Regions from separate parts of the Homo sapiens genome. Here region 1 is linked to region 2. Evidence: chromatin loops called from intact Hi-C (ENCODE). Cell type or tissue: K562. All regions are shown on one strand. Links, peaks and the distances in the headings refer to the core of each region. The heading gives the core; the rest is flanking DNA.

Evidence for each region. Peaks named below come from ENCODE experiments on the same cell type or tissue, not always from the same donor. Only the 100,000 strongest peaks of a DNase experiment are listed, where the experiment ranks them.
Region 1: it touches region 2 in a loop (18-fold over the local background); 2 of 110 quality-filtered maps call a loop at or near these places.

The regions. Positions count from the first base shown.
Region 1 is chr19:8,693,525-8,702,587 of GRCh38, forward strand. It overlaps ACTL9 (actin like 9), which reads right to left and starts at 5,271. Exons shown (of 1, transcript NM_178525.5): 1 at 3,876-5,271. The coding sequence starts at 5,177. The coding sequence ends at 3,927. In K562, for the core only: CTCF peaks have their summits at 944 (motif pointing left) and 4,783 (motif pointing right); DNase peaks (open chromatin) are centred at 967 and 4,797; H3K27me3 peaks cover 591 bases.
Region 2 is chr19:9,075,126-9,084,188 of GRCh38, forward strand. It overlaps the pseudogene OR1M4P. Among named protein-coding and RNA genes, the nearest start is that of OR1M1, 7.4 kb to the right of the region's middle. In K562, for the core only: a CTCF peak has its summit at 4,873; a DNase peak (open chromatin) is centred at 4,836.

The DNA.
Region 1 (9,063 bases), core at 362-8,361, 380 kb before region 2:
CAAGTGATCCTCCCACCTTTGCCAAGTGGCTGGGACTAAGGTGCCACCATGCTTGGCTAGTCTTTTTGATTTTTAGTGAGATGAGATCTGGCTATGCTGCCCAGGCTGGTCTTGAACTCCTGAGCTCAAGCAATCCTCTCGCCTTAGCTTTTCGAAGTGCTGGCATTACAGGTGTGAGCCACCATGCCTGGCCCCATTTCTTGTTTGCTGTGGTTTCCTTACATTTTGGAGCAGTACTGGGCACATAGTGGGTGATCAATGAATGTTTGTGGGATCAATGTATGAATGACTTAAATCAAAATTGAAGAAATCGGGGACCCGGGAGGCTGAGGCAAGAGGAAATTGGGGAACTGGGAGGCTGAGGTGAGAGGATCACTTGAGCTCAGGAGTTCAAGACCAGCCTGGACAACATGGCCAGATCTCATATCTACTAAAAATAAAAAAGATTAGCCAAGTATGGTGGCAGACCCTGGGGGTGTGTGTGGGCATGGAGGGGGCGGTGGTCGGGGTCTTGAGTTCTTGGTGCTCAGGGTTAGGGGCGGATGGCAGGTGGAGGCTTACCTATCAGTCATAGGAGGAGGTGAGATTTCTAACAACAGCTTTGAGGTAGTGAGCTCCCCATCTCTGGGACTGTGTAAATGGGAAAAGCACTTGTCCAGAGAGTTGTAGAGGAAAATTCTGCCCCAGGGAAGGTCTGGAGCTGAGGGAACAGGGAACCTCAGTCTGCTCTAAATGAGGATTCATTGGGTTTCCCAGGAGCCCAGGGGTGACAGGGTTTCTGCATCTCCCTCACTTCCTGTGGTATCTGAGACTCAGCCTGTCTCACATACCTTCTGTGCCTTGTGGCTGGAGCTTGGAGTGGGTCTCACTTGGGGTCTGGGTGTCTGGCTTGCTCCAGGCATCAACGTTCTGAATTCCATGCCCTTGAGCTTGGAGGTGCTGCCCCCTGGTGTGGAGGAGAAGAAATGTCTCCTCAACACCCCATGACCTCCTGGTAGGGGATTCTGTGCATTCTATAGGTTGAGTCTACCTTGGGGAGAGCCCGGCTGGGTCAGAGCGGGTCCAACCCTGAATATTTGTGATCTGGAGATCTTGGCCTGTCAGTGGGGGCCCCCCACCCCTGAGCTGAGGATCTCACACTAACCCAGGGTGAGCCTGGAGCCACAGCCTACTCTCCAGGACACAGTGGGACAGGGTGGGTGGGGAGTTTCTCACGGCTGACTTGGAGGGTAGGGGAGGTCGCCTCACTGCTCCACAGATAAATGCATTTCCACTCTGGAAAATTCCATCCATAAGCATGGTTCTTGCAGGTGAGTCAGACGGAGAGGAAGAGAGAGAGAGAGAGAGAGAGAGAGAGAGAGAGAGAGAGAGGCAGGTAGAGACAGAGACACACACGCTGGTTTAGGGAGAAAGAAACACATCAAGTGAGGCCAGGTGTGGTGGCTCACGCCTGGAATCCCAGCACTTTGGGAGGCAGGGGTGGATGGATCGCTTGAGCCCAGGAATTGGAGACCAGCCTGAGCAACATGGTGAAACCCCATCTCTACTAAAAATACAAAAAATTAGCCAGATGTGGTGGCATGCACCTGCAGTCCCAGCTATTCGGGAGGCTGAGGTGGGAGGATCACCTGAGCTGGGGGAGGCTGAGGCTGCAGCGAGTCATGATCATGCGGCTGCACTCCAGATGGGGTGACAGAGCGAGACCCTGTCTCAAAAACAAACAAACAAACAAACAAACAAACAAACAAACAAACACAGCAACTGAGCACAAAACTCCTGAAAAGTTAGCAATGCACAGAAAGACACAGCAGGAGCCTACAGATCCTGTGAGTGATGCTCCTTAAATAGTGACTGGCTGAAAGAATGAATGAATGAGTGAATGAATGATTTCTTGGGCTGAGCAAAAAGAGGACTTGACACAGACATGGATAACCTCCAGCAGCTCCTGTCTACTGTGTTGATAAACTGGGGGTTGTGTCCAGACTGCTGGCTGGAGGTCCGGATGTCCTTCAGGCTGGGCTAGGGGGCATGAAGACAGAGGGTCCTACCTCCAGAGGGGACCCAGGACGCTCGCCATCCTGAGAGGCTGGATTCCCCCTCCCGACCCTGGCAGGGACAGGGTGGGGTGGGAGAGGCCTCCTCGAGCATCCTCAGTGCACAACCCAGAGAAAGCTCATGGGACTGAGAGGAACAGGCTGAGAGATGGACTTTTAATGGAATGGAGGGAGATGGGGATGCATAGCCTGGGACACATGGGCCCTGGGTGCCTGTGCTGGGGCGAGTGAGAGAGCCAGTGTCCAGGTGAAGCTCCTTGCCTGGGGCATCTGCCCCATGACTGCAGTGGACTGGGAAGCCCTTAAGAGTATCACTACCCACTGATGTCCAAGTCTTGCTTGATAGTATGGTGTCCAGGGAATGGTCTTGGGGAGTGGGTTCCGGAGAGCCTGTGAGAGTTCCAGGGCGGGGTGCACATCATGGGGTGCCTGGGAGGGTATCTTTGGGAGAGTCTGTGGAGGAGGGAGTTGGGAGGTGTTGGAACACAGAGGAGGGCCTAGGGTCTAGTGGGGTCGTTATAGGATGCTCATGGGGACCTGAGCATGACATTTGGGAGGCTGGCTCTTTCCTGGGAGGAGCTGGGGGCTGAGGAAGAGGGTCAGGAAGTGTCCTGTGAGAGAGAACATTTGGGAGTATTTCGGGCGGAGACACAGTGCAAGAAAGTGGTCTTAGAGCAACAGGGGTCCACCCTGGGGTTTCGGGGGTGGATCTCAGAATGATGTGTTTTGGGAAGATGGATGGGGGATGGGTGATGGGACCACCTGGTCAGTGGAGGTGGGGCCAGGGGAGGTCTGGGGGAAAAATCCTGAGGGGAGGGGAGAGTTCTGCAGGGATGATGGATGCCAGGGGCATCCCATGGTGGGACCATTGTAGGAGAAACCCTTGAAAGTCAGAATTCAGGTCTCTGTGATGGATCTGGGGGGTCAGCACTTGTGGGGGGCATCCTAGGGGAAACCAATGAAGAGGTGGATTTGGGGTGCTGAGAACCAGGGGTATCTTGACAAGTGGAATCTTGACAAGTGGAATTTAAGAGTGTGTTTGGGGGGATTAGAAATAAGGGGAAGATTATGGGGGTGCACCCAGGGGTTGGAGCACTCACGGGAAGATTCTGGGAGGAGGTTGGAGCATTCCGGGGTAGAGACTGGGTTGGGGGGTCCCTGAGGAGCATACTAAGGGGGGTGGCAGTTTGGAGGGTTTGGAGCCCAGGGGTATTTTGGGATGCTATATCAAAAGCAATAGATAATGGGGTGAGATTAGGGAGTCAGTATTTGAGGATGTCTTGGGCACATAGTGGGTAATTAATGAATGTATGTGGGATCAATGCATGAATCACTTAAACTAGAAATGGAAGGAATTGGGTATGTGGCTTGGGTATGTGGCAGACCCTAGGGGTGTGTGTGGGCATGGGGTGGGTGGTCAGAGGCTTTCATGTTCTTCATGTTTGGGGTTGGGGGCAGGTGCCAGGTGGAGGCTTATCTATGACTCATAGGAGGAGGTGATATTTCTAACAATAGCCTTGAGGTAGTGAACTCCCCATCTCTGGGAGTGTGTAAATGGGAAGGGCACTTGTCAGAGGTGGTCTGGGGAGGGGGTGTCCCAACCCAAGGGTGCCTGGGGAGGGGCACAGATCACAGGAGGATGGGTTGACAGGATTAGAACTTAGTGGTCTGTTGGGAGTTATTCATGGGGAAGGTGGGTTTAGGGGGTCAGGATTGGGGTGTCTCAGGGCATGCATCACAGGAGGTGAGTTAGGTCAGCCTGTGGGGCGAGGTGCCCAGGAGTGGATGGGGCAGGCCCTGGAGGAAGGACAGGACAGAGCCGGCTGTAGCAGAGGCTTTACTGCCCCCACGCCCTCCCCAGCTCTGCCCTGGTCAGTAGCATTTGCGGTACACGATATAGGGACCCTGTTCCTCGTACTGCTCCCGCAGGACCCAGCAGGACTGGAAGGCGCGCAGGGAGGCCAGGATGGAGCCCCCGATCCATACGGAGAAATTCCTGGTGGGCTGGGCAGCCACCACCACGTGGGTCTCGGCTGGCAGAGCGCGCAGCAGCTCTGCCCGGAAGCGACCCTCGAAGCCGGTGAAGAGCGAGGACCCACCGCAGAGAAGCACGTTTTGGGCCAAGTCCGCGCGCATCTCCAGTGACAACTTGCGGAGACTCTGCTTGGCCATGGTGGAGAGGCCGACGGGTGACAGCCCCGGGACCTCTGGGGGGTTGAACAGCAGCTCCGGACACTGGAACAGCTCCTTGCCCAGGGTGACCGTGCGCCCATCGGGCAGCTTCAGAGTCCGCTTGTACTCCTGCTCCGGCCGGGCCTGCTCCTTCTGGAAGTCGGAGGCCACGTAGCAATAGTGGTGCTTAATGTTCTCCACTAGGTCCAGGTCCTGCTGTCCCAGGGGCAGGCCGGCCTGGAGCAGCATCTCCGCCAGGAAGGCGGTCAGGTTGTTGCCCGCCAGGTCCAGACGCTCCGTGGCGTGGAGCAGGTTGTAGCCCTGGAAGACGGGCACTGTGTAGGTGACCCCGTGTCCCGTGTCCACCACCAGCCCGCTGACACGACCGTGGGCGTAGACAGACAGCACCGACTGCGATGCCACGTACATGGCTGGGGAGCGCAGCGACTCGAAGGCCACCTCCACTAGCTTCTCGCGGTTGGTGGCCGGGCTGAAGGGTGGGTCGGAGAACAGCAGCGGGTGGTCGTGGGTGGCCACTCGGAGGTCGTGCTCCAGCAGGTGGCGCCAGATGAGCTCGGCGGCATCCCAGTCCACGACGATGCCGCTGCGCAGGGGTTGCACCAGCGTCAGCTCTGGGAGCACGCGGGCTGCCTCGCCGATGAACGTCTGCAGCCCGGACTGCCCCGAGGTGGCGGGTTTCTTGGGCTGGCAGCCCAGGATGGTGGCCACGGTGTAGGTGGGGCTGGCCTGCCCAGCAAAACCTACCTTACAGGTGCCTGTGCCCATGTCAATAACCACCGCGCCGGTCTTTGGTGGCAGCCTGTCGGCCACCATGCCGGGGGAGTCCCGCTGCAGGGGCTTGTTCACCACGTTGGGACTGGGGTTTGGGCCGGGCCTGGGGGCCTCCAGGGAGGACTGGGATTCCGAGGACTTGGGGCGACTTGCATCCATGGTTGCGGGACGCCAGGTGAGGGGGCTTTTCCTCTGGGGTTGGGGTTGCGGGGAGAAGAGGTTGAGGCCCGGCCAGTGGGGAGGGCAGGCAGACAGGGGGAGGGGTGGGCCCGCAATCTATGACGTCACGGTGCCCCTTCAGTCTTCTTAAGACATCACAATGCAGCCAAGAGGATGGGTCCCTGCCCAGCCCTGCCTGCCCAAAGGCTGTCATCTCTTCTCTGAAGAGCCAAATTTGGAGGAGGAGATGAGCATCTCAGAGCAGGGCCCTCTTAACACATTTCTGTCGGATGCGCTAGAAGCTAATACGATGGCACCTGGTTTTTGAGAAAAGACAAGCTTTTTGTTGCATGTCAACCCACTGGGAGCTAGGAATCCAGCACAAGTCTGTTTCTCAGCTGGCTTTAAGGCAGTAATTTTATTAGAAAAGTTCTGGGGCCGGGGGCTGTGGCTCACACCTGTAATCCCAGCACTTTGGGAGACCGAGGTGGGAGATCACCTGAGGTCAGGAGTTCGAGACCAGCCTGGCCAACATGGTGAAACCCGTCTCTACCAAAAAATACAAAAATTAGCCTGGCATGGTGGCGCATGCCTGTGGTCCCAGCTACTGGGGAGGCTGAGGCAGGAGAATCACTTGAACCCAGGAGGTGGAGGTTGAAGTGAACCAAGATCATGCCACCGCACTCCAGGCTGGGGGATGGAGTGAGACTCTGTCTCAAAAGAAAAAGAAAATAAAAGAAAAAAAATTAGCCAGGCATGGTGGCACATGCCTGTAGTCCCAGCTACTAGGGAGGCTGAGGCAGGAGAATCTCTTGAACCCGGGAGGTGGAGGTTGCAGCGAGCCAAGATCATGCTACTGCACTCCAGCCTGTATGACAGAGCGAGACTCATCTCAAAACAAACAAACAAACAAACAAAGAAACAAACAAAAAACCCTCATAAGTGGAAGGCATTTCAGCAAGTTGTTTCTTTTTTGATCTGCCATTCTGCAAGCTCAAACATTTCTTTGGGGCATGGTTTCACTAAAAACATGCAAAATTGGTTTCTCTAACTCTTTGGGCCACGCTTTCAGGAAGACCCAGGAATCCTCCTCTGGGTACCTCGCCATGAAGCTATTTACAGCCTAGTGGCAGAGAGCTTGCCACAGGCCTCCCTAGAATATTAGAATATTCCTCCTCAGAATATTAATTAGAAGGTGGGGCGGGCTAGCATGGCTTCCTGGTTTCCAAATGGAGACAGAGGCCAGCCTTGGTTGGGGATGGAGAGAGGCAGGGAGAGACAGGAACACCCCTGTCCTAGATTCTTTGCTTCCTCTGCTATATTCACTGCCTGAATCATTCTCCCTGTCCCATTCCTGCCAAGAAGGAATTTGCCTCTTCAAATCTCAGTCTGATGCCACCTCCTCCTGGAAGCCAACCCTGATTTCTACTCTGTACTCCAACTAGATGAGGGATGGGGGAAGTCTGCCTTCTCTCCAGGGGTTGTTACCTGCTTCCTCCTGGCAGGAGAGGGGCTCAGTGAGATACAAGAAGGGGTTTCAGTATAGATAAAAGGGGAGAGGGTGCATTTGGGAGGAAGGAATTATCTCAACAATAAATAGCAGGCTTCAAAATGCATTAGGAGAGTTGCTTCAAGACCATGGCTGTTTTTGGTGATATCAGATATCACCTGTTAGTTAAAGCAAATAAAAACGTTTTTCTTAGTGTATGTTCATGCATGTGGTGGTAGAAATCACCAGGAATAGTGCTAGTGAATGTCTTATGGGATATCTAAATGAAAGAGGTTTAATTTTCTAGTTGTGTCTAGATTTATTACTCTGCCAGAGTGTGGTTTATTGAGCATTTTAATTAATTATTGATTTACTGGTATGTGTGGTCTAATCCATGCTTTTGGAAATATTTACTCAGCAATTTATTGAGGGTCTGTTTTTTGGACTGTTCACAACAACCAGAAATACACTAAGTGATAACACTTTATTGTTTTCAATTTTTTTTTGAGACTGGGTCTTGCTATATTGTCCAGGCTGGAGTGTAGTGGTGCAATCACTGCTCACTGCAGCCTCCTTAACCTCGTGGTCTCAAGCAATCCTCCCACTTCAGCCTCCAAAGTAGCTGGGACTATAGGCATGTGCTACTATCTCCGGATAAGTTTTTAATTTTTTGTAGAAATGGGGTCTTGCTATGTTGCCCAGGCTGATCTTGAGCTCCTGGGCTCAAGTGATCCTCCTGTCTTAACCTCCCAAAGTGCTGGGATGACAGGGATTAGCCACCATGCCTGGCCTTTCTTCATTTTCTGATTTTAAAACATGGCAACTTCTTATGGCAACTTTATGACTTAGGAATGGGTACTATGTCTATTTTTTTGATGGAAAAGAAGCTCAGAGAGGTCAAGTGATTGTTCAAAGTCACAACTGGTATGAGACAGAGGCAGGAGTTGAGCCTACATCTTTGACTTACTTCAGTGGCTGACTGTGAGTCTGGGAAATTGTGAAATCTAAGATCCACCCAAAACAGCCAGGCATGGTGGCTCACATCTGTAGTCCGAGATACTAGGGATGCTGAGGTGGGAGGATCACCTGAGCCCAGGAGTTGGAGGCTGCAGTGAGCCAAGATCACACCACTGCACCCAGCCTGGGTGACAGAGCGAGACCCTGTCTCAAGGAACAAACAAACAAACAAACATACAAACAAACAAGAAAAACCCACTAAAAATAGAACAGAAACAAAGGTTGGGACTCTGTGAGCCTCCATTTCCTCTCTTCTTGGATAAAATGAGGATACCTTGTCTGGCACTTAATAGATGCTAGCTTCTGAGATACTGAAGCAACAATATAGGAAAATATCGTGATTATAGGCAACAAAGCCATGATGTGCCTAAGGCCACAGATCCGGGGCCAGGCTTCTGGAATTTAAGCCCTGACTCCTCTGCTTAATAGCTGAGGCAAACTACTAACTGTGACTCAGTATCCCCATTTGCAAAATGGGAGTAATAATAGTGCCACCTTCAAAGTGCAGCTATGAGGATGGGCAAGTTATTGTTTTCTAGTGTTTAGGTCAGTGGTTCACACATAGTAAGTGCTATGTGAGGGTTTGTTACATCAATGATAAGTACTGGCTGGACGCGGTGGCTCACGCCTGTAATCCCAGCACTTTGGGAGGCTGTGGTGGGTGGATCACCTGGAGGTCAGGAGTTGGAGATCAGTCTGACCAACATGGAGAAACCCCGTCTCTACTAAAAACACAAAAATTAGCTGGGCGTGGTGGCACATGCCTGTAATCCCGGCTACTCGGGAGGCTGAGGCAGGATAATTGCTTGAACCCGGGAGGCGGAGGTTGCAGTGAGCTGAGATCGCGCCACTGCACTCCAGCCTGGGCGACAGAGCGAGATTCTGTCTCAAAAAAAAAAAAACAAAAAACCAAAAAAACTTCCTAGGTCAGCCTGCTGTGCCTTTAGTGCCGAGAACCACTGATTTCTTGAGCAGTCTTGTCACAAACCCTGGAGAACAAAAAGGAATGCTGTATTCATCGTCTTTTTATTCTGTCCTTTCTAGGCAAAAGAAATGCTGTATTCACCGTCTTTTTATTCTGTTCTTTCGAGGCTGGGGCATTTTGGAGCCTTGCTGAGCCTGCAGAGACTGCTCCTCCTGACTACCCAACGCTTAGAGATAGTCAATAATTTGTTTGCAACTTCAGGTTTCCTGTGCAAACAAACAAATCCAGAGCCCATACTCCCCAGCCACCTCCTTGTCAGGCTCTTGCACTCCAGCCCACTCTCCTCTTGCCCCAGTCACCCCAGATAACCAGGAACAGCTCCCACACCCCAGAGCCTACTGAAATGATTCATATTAGCCAATTCTAAGCCTGCTCACCCTGCCTTGCCTGTTCCT
Region 2 (9,063 bases), core at 694-8,693:
TTTTATCAGCAAGGTCTTTATGACCTGCATCTTGTGCTGACCTCCTATCTCATCCTGTGACTTAGAATGCCTTAATTGTCTGGGAACACAGCCCAGCAGGTCTTGGCCTTATTTTACCCAGCCCCTACACAAGATGGAGTCACTCTGGTTTAAACATCTCTGACAAAGGCATTCAGAGAGAAAGTCTGTCCATGTGAACATTGTCTCCTAAGCTTGCCGGGTGCTCCAATCACGGCCATGGGCAGGACGTGTGACAGCTGGTCTCCCCCTCCAAGACTCCCAGACTAGCAGGCAAATCTAACATTCCAGAAACCCTTAAATAGTTCATGAATGACACCTGAAATCTGCATTCTGCTGGGGGAGGCAGGGACGTGTCTTGGCCGTGGCTGGGAAGCAAGATTTTTAAAGCTCAGGCCTGAGCTGGAAGAAAAGACTGGAGGAAGAGGGGAGGGGATGGGCAGGATTCCAACTCTCCTGGGGGAGTTCCAGGCTGGGGCAACACCGGTTTTACTTTCTGAAGCGGAGGGAGGTCTCTGTCCATCTCCTGCTGACACCCACCCCACCTGGGCCTGGCTGCTACCCGAGGGTAATTATCTGCACCCAGCCATGCACCGCACCGCCGTTCCCACTGCCCATGACTCACTCGGCCCCCCTTGCGTTCTTTGTTCTTCGCCTCCTTCCCCCACCTCCCTGCAGGCTTCACACTTTGCAGGCCTAGGTCTTAGTCATCTCTGGGAACGGCTCCAATTTTCTTACAATGATAAGTAAATGGATCATTCTTTAGCTCGGCTAGAATGTCCCCATCTTTATTCTCAGAGCAATTCCTTGCACATAGCCGCATGCCCTCATCATAGGGATTTTGCCCTGGCTGCCACCTTGCCCTCCTTCTGGTTCCCTGTTTCATTTTCGAAGGTCTTTCTTCTTTGAGACAAGGTCTCACTCTGCCCCTAGGTGAAGGGCAGTGATGCGATCATAGTTTACTGTAGCCTCCAACTCCTGGGCCCAATCGATCCTCCAACCTTGGCCTCCTGAGTAGCTGGGACTGTAGGCACCCGGCTAATTTTTAAAAATTATTTTCAGAGACAGGGTCTTGGCCGGGTGCGGTGGCTCATGCCTGTAATCTCTGTACTTTAGGAGGCCGAGGTGGGTGGATCACCTGAGGTCCGGAGTTCCAGACCAGCCTGGCCAAAATGGTGAAACCCCGTCTATATTAAAAATACAAAAAAATTAGCCAGGCGTAGTGGTGCACGCTTGTAGTCTCAGCTACTCAGGAGACTGACGCAGGAGAATCACTTGAACCCAGGAGGTGGAGGTTGCAGTGAGCCGAAATTATGCCATTGCACTCCAGCCTGGGCGACAAGAACAAAACTCCATCTCAAAAACAAAACAAACAAACAAACAAAAAAACTCAAAAGAGACAGGTTCTTGCTGTGTTGCCCAGGCTGGTCTCGAACTCCTGACCTCAAGTGATCCTACTGCATTGGCCTCCCAAAATGCTGAGATGACAGTCGTGAGCCACCACACCTGGCCTCGTTTTGAAGGTCTTGAATCAAATAATTACCTTTTCCTTGAGGTATCTGGAATATATAGATAACATAACCGGTTAGGTCAGGGGTCGATCTTTAACCAGGCCCAGGGTGCGGTGCCGGGCTGTCTGCCTATGGATTTGATTTCTGCCATTTAGTTTTTACTTCTTCTTTCTTTGGAGGCAGAAATTGGGCATAATATGAGGGGTGGTGTCCTCCCTTACTATGATTGTGCCCCTGCACTCCAGCCTGGTCAACACAGCAAGACCCTGTCTCAAAAAGAAAAGGGATCTAACATCTTTTTAAATTTACTTATTTATTCTACCTGTAGACTCTTAACACTAGAATGTCAGGGATTTTTGCATGTTGGTTCATTCACTGATCCGTTGTATTCTCAGACCTGGGGCTTGTCAAGCATGCAGGCACTGAATGAACATCTGTTAAGGAAATGCCGAGTGAGCCAAGCATGGAATTTGTAAGGCTCTTGTGTCGTTTCGAACCCCGAGAGCAAGCCAACAAACAACATGAGCTGGTGTGGAGCAACACGCTGTTTTAATGTGCACCTGGGTGCAGACGGCTGAGGCCTAAAATGGCGTCAGCCCCAAGTGAGGACGGGGCAGGGGTTTTATAGTCTCCCGTAAACAGCAAGTGTCCCAGTCTGACGTAACTGCTACATGGTACCCGGATGGCCCGTCTCTTGATCTTCAGGGGCATGTGTCTTCCGGCCAGGGTAGATGTCTTCCAGCCAGGGTACGTGTCTTCCGGCCAGGGCAGGTGTCTTCCGGCCAAGGTAGCTGTCTTCCGGCCAGGGTAGATGTCTTCCGGCCAGGGTAGATGTCTTCCGGCCAGGGTAGGTGTCTTCCGGCCAGGGTAGATGTCTTCCGGCCAGGGTAGATGTCTTCCGGCCAGGGTACGTGTCTTCCGGCCAGGGTACATGTCTTCCGGCCATCTCTCTTCCTGCTTCTGCTATCTTGCTGGCGCATGCTGCTGGGGCAAGTAGCCTTGCACCTTGGGACTGGGCCTGAGAAGGGAGGAGTTATTCATCCCCCCAAGTTTATCCTCCCAAGTTTTCAGGCCGCGGGGAGAATCTTTCAGAATTATTCTGTCAATATTGTTTCTTCCCCCTTACCCTGGCTCTCTTCTCCCAATCCTGCCCTGGTCCCCACTCTGCAGATGAGTAGACACTGTGTCCCACCTTGTCCTGTGGGTGCCTGATACTTGACTCTGTCAGTGCTTGTGGCTGCTGTAGTTTTATTTATTTTCGAGACAGAGTCTCACTCTGTCACCCAGGTTGGAGTGCAGTGGCGCTATCTCGGCTCACCGCAACCTCTGCCTCCCAGGTTCAAGCGATTCTTCTGCCTCAACCTCCCGAGTAGCTGGGATTATCTAGGCGTGCACCACCATGCCCAGCTATTGTATTTTTAGTAGAGACAGGGTTTCACCATGTTGGCCAGGCTGGTATCAAACTCCTGACCTCAGGTGATCCCCCCACCTCGGCCTACCAAAGTGCTGGGATTACAGGTGCGAGCCACTGTGCCTGGCTTGTAGTTTAATTTTTATTTATTTATTTATTTATTTATTTATTTATTTTTGGAGATGAAGTCTTGCTCTGTCACCCAGTCTGGAGTGCAGTGGCACAATCTCGGCTCACTGCAACCCCCACCTCTCAGGTTCAAGCGATTCCCCTGCCTCAGCCTCCCAAGTAGCTGGGATTACAGGCGTGCACCATCATGCCTGGTTAATTTTTGTATTTTTAGTAGAGATGGGGTTTCGCCATGTTGGCCAAGCTGGTCTTGAACTCCTGGCCTTAAGTGATCTGCCTGCCTTGGCCTCCCAAACTGCTGGGATTACAGGCGTGAGCCACTGCACCAGGCCAATTAACTTCTCCTAATCTGTAACTAAGGTCTGAGTCCTGAAGACCTTCCTCTGAGCCTCAGTAAATTTACTTAATCTAGATGGGTCCAGGTGCCAGGGATAGTTACCCTTATCTTGTCTCCTGCTAAATTTTAGAGTCTAGAGAGTTTCTTCAGACTCCCAATAAAACTTGTTTAATCCTAAACAGGTCCATTAAGAATTCCTTCATTATCTTGTCATGCTTCAAGGCCCAGGAAAGGCCTGGGCAAAACTCTTGGTGTGCTTTTGTTACGTTCCAGCCTTTGTCTAAGGGCACTGGCGCTATCATCTTTAAATATTTAACTTAACCACGCAGTCAGTGCTGAAACAGTTGTTAGAGAGGCCTGTGTTAGTGAGACCTGGCCTGTCACAGTATCTCTCTGTCTCTCTTTCCCTCCCTCTCTCTTTTTCTTGCATAACTGCAGTATCTCTCTGTCTCTGTCTCTCTCTGTAGCGCTCCCTCTGTCTCTCTCTTTCATTTTTCTTTTCTTTTTATTTATTTATTTATTTATTTTTTGAGACGGAGTTTTGCTCTTGTTGCCCAGGCTGGAGTGCAATGGTGTGATCTCGGCTCACTACAATCTCCACCTCCCGGGTTCAAGCAATTCTCCTGCCTCAGCCTCCCAAATAGCTGGCATTACAGTCACACACCACCATACCTGGCTAATTTTTTTTTTTTTTTTTTTTTTTTGAGATGGAGTCTCGCTCTGTCGCCCAGGCTGGAGTGTAGTGGCGCAATCTCGGCTCACTGCAACCTCCACCTCCCAGGTTCAAGTGATTCTCCTGCCTCAGCCTGCCGAGTAGCTGGGATTACAGGCGTGCACCACCATGTCCAGCTAATTTTTGTATTTTTAGTAGGGACAGGGTTTCACCATGTTGGTCAGGCTGGTCTCGAACTCCTGACCTCTTGAACTGCCCGCCTCGGCCTCCCAAAGTGCTGGGATTACAGGTTTGAGCCACCACGCCTGGACTAATTTTTGTATTTTTAGTAGAGACGGGGTTTCGTCATGTTGGCCAGGCTGGTCTTGAACGCCTGACTTCAGGTGATCCACCTGCCTCAGACTCCCAAAGTGCTGGGATTACAGGCGTGAACCACCAGGTCCGGTCTTCTCTCTCTCTTTTTCTTGCATAACTTCAGTATCTCTCTGTGGACAACAGAAACCAGATGGCCCCAGTCCTGGGTTAGGTGGGAAGATATTCACCGAGCCCAGGGGCTGGGGTGGGAAATTTGGAAAACGTAAGGCCACTTTCAACCCTTTCCCAGTGTGCCTTAACTTGGGAAGCCCCTGGGCTATAGGCTTCTGGCTCCCCAGTGGCAAAAGGCACTGAGGTCAGGTGGGGAAAGGGACCAGGATTAAGCAAAATGTCTGTGCTAGGCGGGAGATGCTGTCTGTGAAAAGTGCCCGAGGGACTGGAGCACCTGAGACGTCCTCGCTGCGTGTTTCTTCTGCCCTCGTGTGTCTCCATTGGGAACTGCAGTAACCCAAGTCTAGGTTTTTGTTGTTTTTTGAGATGGAGTCTCTCTCTGCCGCCCAGGCTGGAGTGCAATGGTGTGATCTTGGCTCATTGCAACCTCCACCTCCTGGGTTCAAGCGATTCGCCTGCCTCAACCTGCCGAGTAGCTGGGATTACAGGTGCCCGCCACCACGCCTGGTGAATTTCTGTATTTTTAGTAGAGATGGAGTTTTGCCATGTTGGCCAGGCTGGTCCCAAACTGCTGACCTCAGGTAATCTGCCCGCCTCGGCCTCCCAAAGTGCTGGGATTACAGATGTGAGCCACCACACCCGGCCTTAAGTTTATTATTATTATTATTATTTTAGACAGCATCTTGCTCTGTCACCCAGGCTGGAGTACAGTGGTGCAATTATGGCTCATTGTAGCCTGGACCTCCCGGCCTCTGCTGATCCTCTTTCCTCAGCCTCCCAGGTAGTTGAGACTACAGGTGTACACCACCAGGCCTGGCTACTTTTTTTTTCTTTTTTGGTAGAGATGGGATCTCACTATGTTGCCCAGGCTGGTCTTAACCTCCTGGGCTCAAGCAATCTACCCACCTCTGCTGGGCATGGTGGCTCATGCCTGTAGAGCCAGCACTTTAGGAAACCTTTATTTCTTAACACAGAGCAAGTTGGAGATGTTTTTGTTTGGCTGACAGAATCTTAAGAGATTTATTGGTGCCTGAGGCATTTCTCATTTCACAGGGGAGGGAGGGGTCTAAATAAATGCTTCAGCTCAAGCTGGATACAGAGGGAGGGATTTTCCCAAATTTCTAGCAGCCCCCAGGTTGTAATAACTTCCCAAGTCTCTGGCAATTCCAGCCTTCTGTCAATTAGCACTGTAATCACCTGCGTGCCTATGGCAAGAGAGTTTAGGGAACTTGCAAGAAGAGAGAGCTGTAGTTTCGCTTTCCCATGGTTTCTGGTTACTCCAAAAAGGCCCTGACCAGAATCATGGACTCTCCATGGCAAACTCTCATCTTATTTTATATTTATTTGTTTATTTATTTATTTTTTTATTTTTGAGATGGAGTTTTGTTCTTGTTGCCCAGGCTGGAGCGCGATGGCATGATCTTGGCTCATCACAACCTCCACCTCCCGGGTTCAAGCAGTTTTCCTGCCTCAGCCTCCCGAGTAGCTGGGACTATAAGCATGCACCACCATGCCCTGCTAATTTTGTATTTTTAGTAGAGACGGGGTTTCCCCATGTTGGTCATGGCTGGTCTCGAACTCCCAACCTCAGGTGATCCACCTGCCTCGGCCTCCCAAACTGCTGGGATTACAGGCGTGAGCCACTGCACCTGGCCTATTTTATTTTTTATGTATTTTATTTTTTGAGATGGAGTCTCGCTCTGTTGCCCAGGCTGGAGTGTAGTGACGTGATCTTGGCTCACCGCAACCTCTGCCTCCTAGGTTCAAGCGATTCTCCTGCCTCAGCCTCCCGAGTAGCTGGGACTACAGGTGTGCACCACCATGTCTGGCTGATTTTTTTGTATTTTTAGTAGAGACGAGGTTTCACCATCTTGGCCAGGCTGCTCTTGAACTCCTGACCTCGTGATCCAGCCGCCTCAGCCTCCCAAAGTGCTGGGATTACAGGCATGAGCCATTGCGCCCAGGCTTACTTTATTTTTTTAGTTTAATTTTTTTTTTTTGAGACAAGGGTCTTGCTATGTTGCCCAGGCTGGAGCACAGTGTTTATTCACAAGCACAATCATTGCACACTACAGCCTTGAACTTGGTCTCAAGCAATCCTCCCAACTTCCAATTATCTTAAATTCTGTTTTTGTCTTTGTTTTTGAAATGGAGTCTCTCTCTGTAGCCCAGGCTGGAGTGCAGTGGTGGGATCTTGGCTCCCTGCAACCCCCGCCTCCCGGGTTCAAGTGATTCTCCTGCCTCAGCCTCCCAAGTAAGTGGGATTATAGGTGCGCACCACCTCGCCTGGCAAATTTTTGTATTTTTAGTAGAGACCGGGTTTCACCACCTTGGCCAGGCTGGTCTGAAACTCCTGATCTCAGGTGATCCGCCTGCCTCTGCCTCCCAAAGTGCTGGGATTACAGGTGTGAGCCACCGTGCCACCTGGCCATTCTTTTTTTTTTTTTTTTTGCCAGAGTCCTGCTCTGTCACCCAAGCTGGAGTGTGGTGGCACCATCTCAGCTCACTGCAATCTTCGACTCCCGGGTTCAAGTGATTCTCTTGCCTCAGCCTCCGAAGTAACTGGGATTACAGATGCCCACCACCACACCCAGTTAATTTTTGTATTTTAGTAGAGATGCGGTTTTACCATGTTGGCCAGTCTGGTCTCTAACTCCCGATCTCAAATGATCCACCTGCCTTGGCCTCCCAAAGTTCTGGGATTGCAGGCATGAGCCACCATCCCCGGTCAAATTCTGTGTTTCATTCACCAGAATAGTCACCAGAAAGCAGATTTTCTTCGTCTTTCCAACCTGTGTACTTACTTATAGAAATCTACAGCAGGGCCACATCTGGAGGTCTGTTTGTTCACCTGAGAAATTAAAATTTAATTCTCTTGGAAGAAAAGTAACACAAATAAATCAGAGGTTTGATTATTCAAAGCCATTCTGCTTAATATCATGTCAGCTTGAGGCCGGGCACTGTGGCTCATGGCTGCTTTTGCTTTTGCTTTGTTGGTGTGTTTTGTCCAATTCTTTGTTTGGGAATCCAAGAACCTGAACACCTTCTACCAGTAACACCATGACAGTTTACAGATGCCATGGCGACATCAGGAAGTTACCCCAGATGCTCTAAAAAGGTGAGGCATGAATAATCCTCCCCTTGTTTAGCATATCATCAAGAAATAACCATGAAAATGGGCAACCAGCAGCCCTCGGGGCTTCTCTGTCTATGGAGTAGTCATTCTTTTATTCCTTTGCTTTCCTAAAAACTTGTTTTCACTTTGTGGACTTGCCTGAGATCCAAGAGCCCTCTCTTGGGATTTGGATTGGACCCCTTTCCTGTAACACCTTGGGGTCAGGAAAGGCTTTCTCTCCCAGTGCCTTGGGGTCAGGCACAGGGCCACAGCTTCCCCATAGAGAGCCCAGGAATGTTTGCATTATCAGGGATAAGAGATGGCCTTGCTTCCGGTTTGAAGGCTCACCAGCATCTTGGGGATGGTGTTGGTGGCCAGACAGAAATCAATCAGGGACAGGTTGGCCAGGAAGAAGTACATGGGGGTGTGGAAGTGGGAGTCTATGCTGATGGCCAGGATGATGAGCAGGTTCCCCAGGACTGTACCAGGTACATGCAGAGGAACAGAGAAAAGAGAAGTGTTTCCTGCTCCGGCTTTTCTGACAGTCCCAGGAGGATGAATTGAGATGCACTGGTTTGGTTTCCTGGTTCCATGGGTGTGATTCCTCTGGAAGTATGGAAAGGGGAGGTTATAGGAATGCCAGGGAGATGGTTTTGGAAGGTTAGATGAACTCTAACCTTTAATTTTAACCTTTAACTTTAGAGACCCTGTCTCTAAAATATAAATATTATATATGCTATAATATATATATTATTTTTCAGAGACAAGATCTTGCTCTGTCACCCAGGATGGAGTGCAGTGGTGCAATCATAGCTCATTGCAACCTTGAACTCCTGGACTCAAGCCATCCTCCTGCCACAGCCTCTCTAGTAGCAGGGTCTACAGTCACACATCACCATGCCTGGCCTATTTATCTTCTTTTTTGGGGGTGGAGAGAGGGTTTTGCTATCTTGTCCAGGCTGGCCTTGAACTCCTGGGCTCAAGCGATCCTCCCATCTAGGACTTCCGAAGCTCTGCGATTGCAGGTGTGAGCCACCACACTTGGCCTGACAACAGCTTATATATAGGTTGCACCTTGAACCATGGATGAAATGTTTACAGCAACTCATCTTCTTCTTTTTTTATTAATTAAAAAATTTTAGGTTGGACGTGGTGGCTCACGGCTGTAATCCCAGCACTTTGGGAGGCCAAGGCGGGCGGATCATTTGAGGTCAGGAGTTTGAGACCAGCCTGGCCAACATGGCAAAACCCTGTCTCTACTGAAAATACAAAAATTAGCTGGGCGTGGTGGCAGGCGCCTGTAATTTCAGCTACTTGGGAGGCAGAGACAGGAGGATTACTTGAACCCAGGAGGCAGAGGTTGCACTGAGCTGAGATCATGCC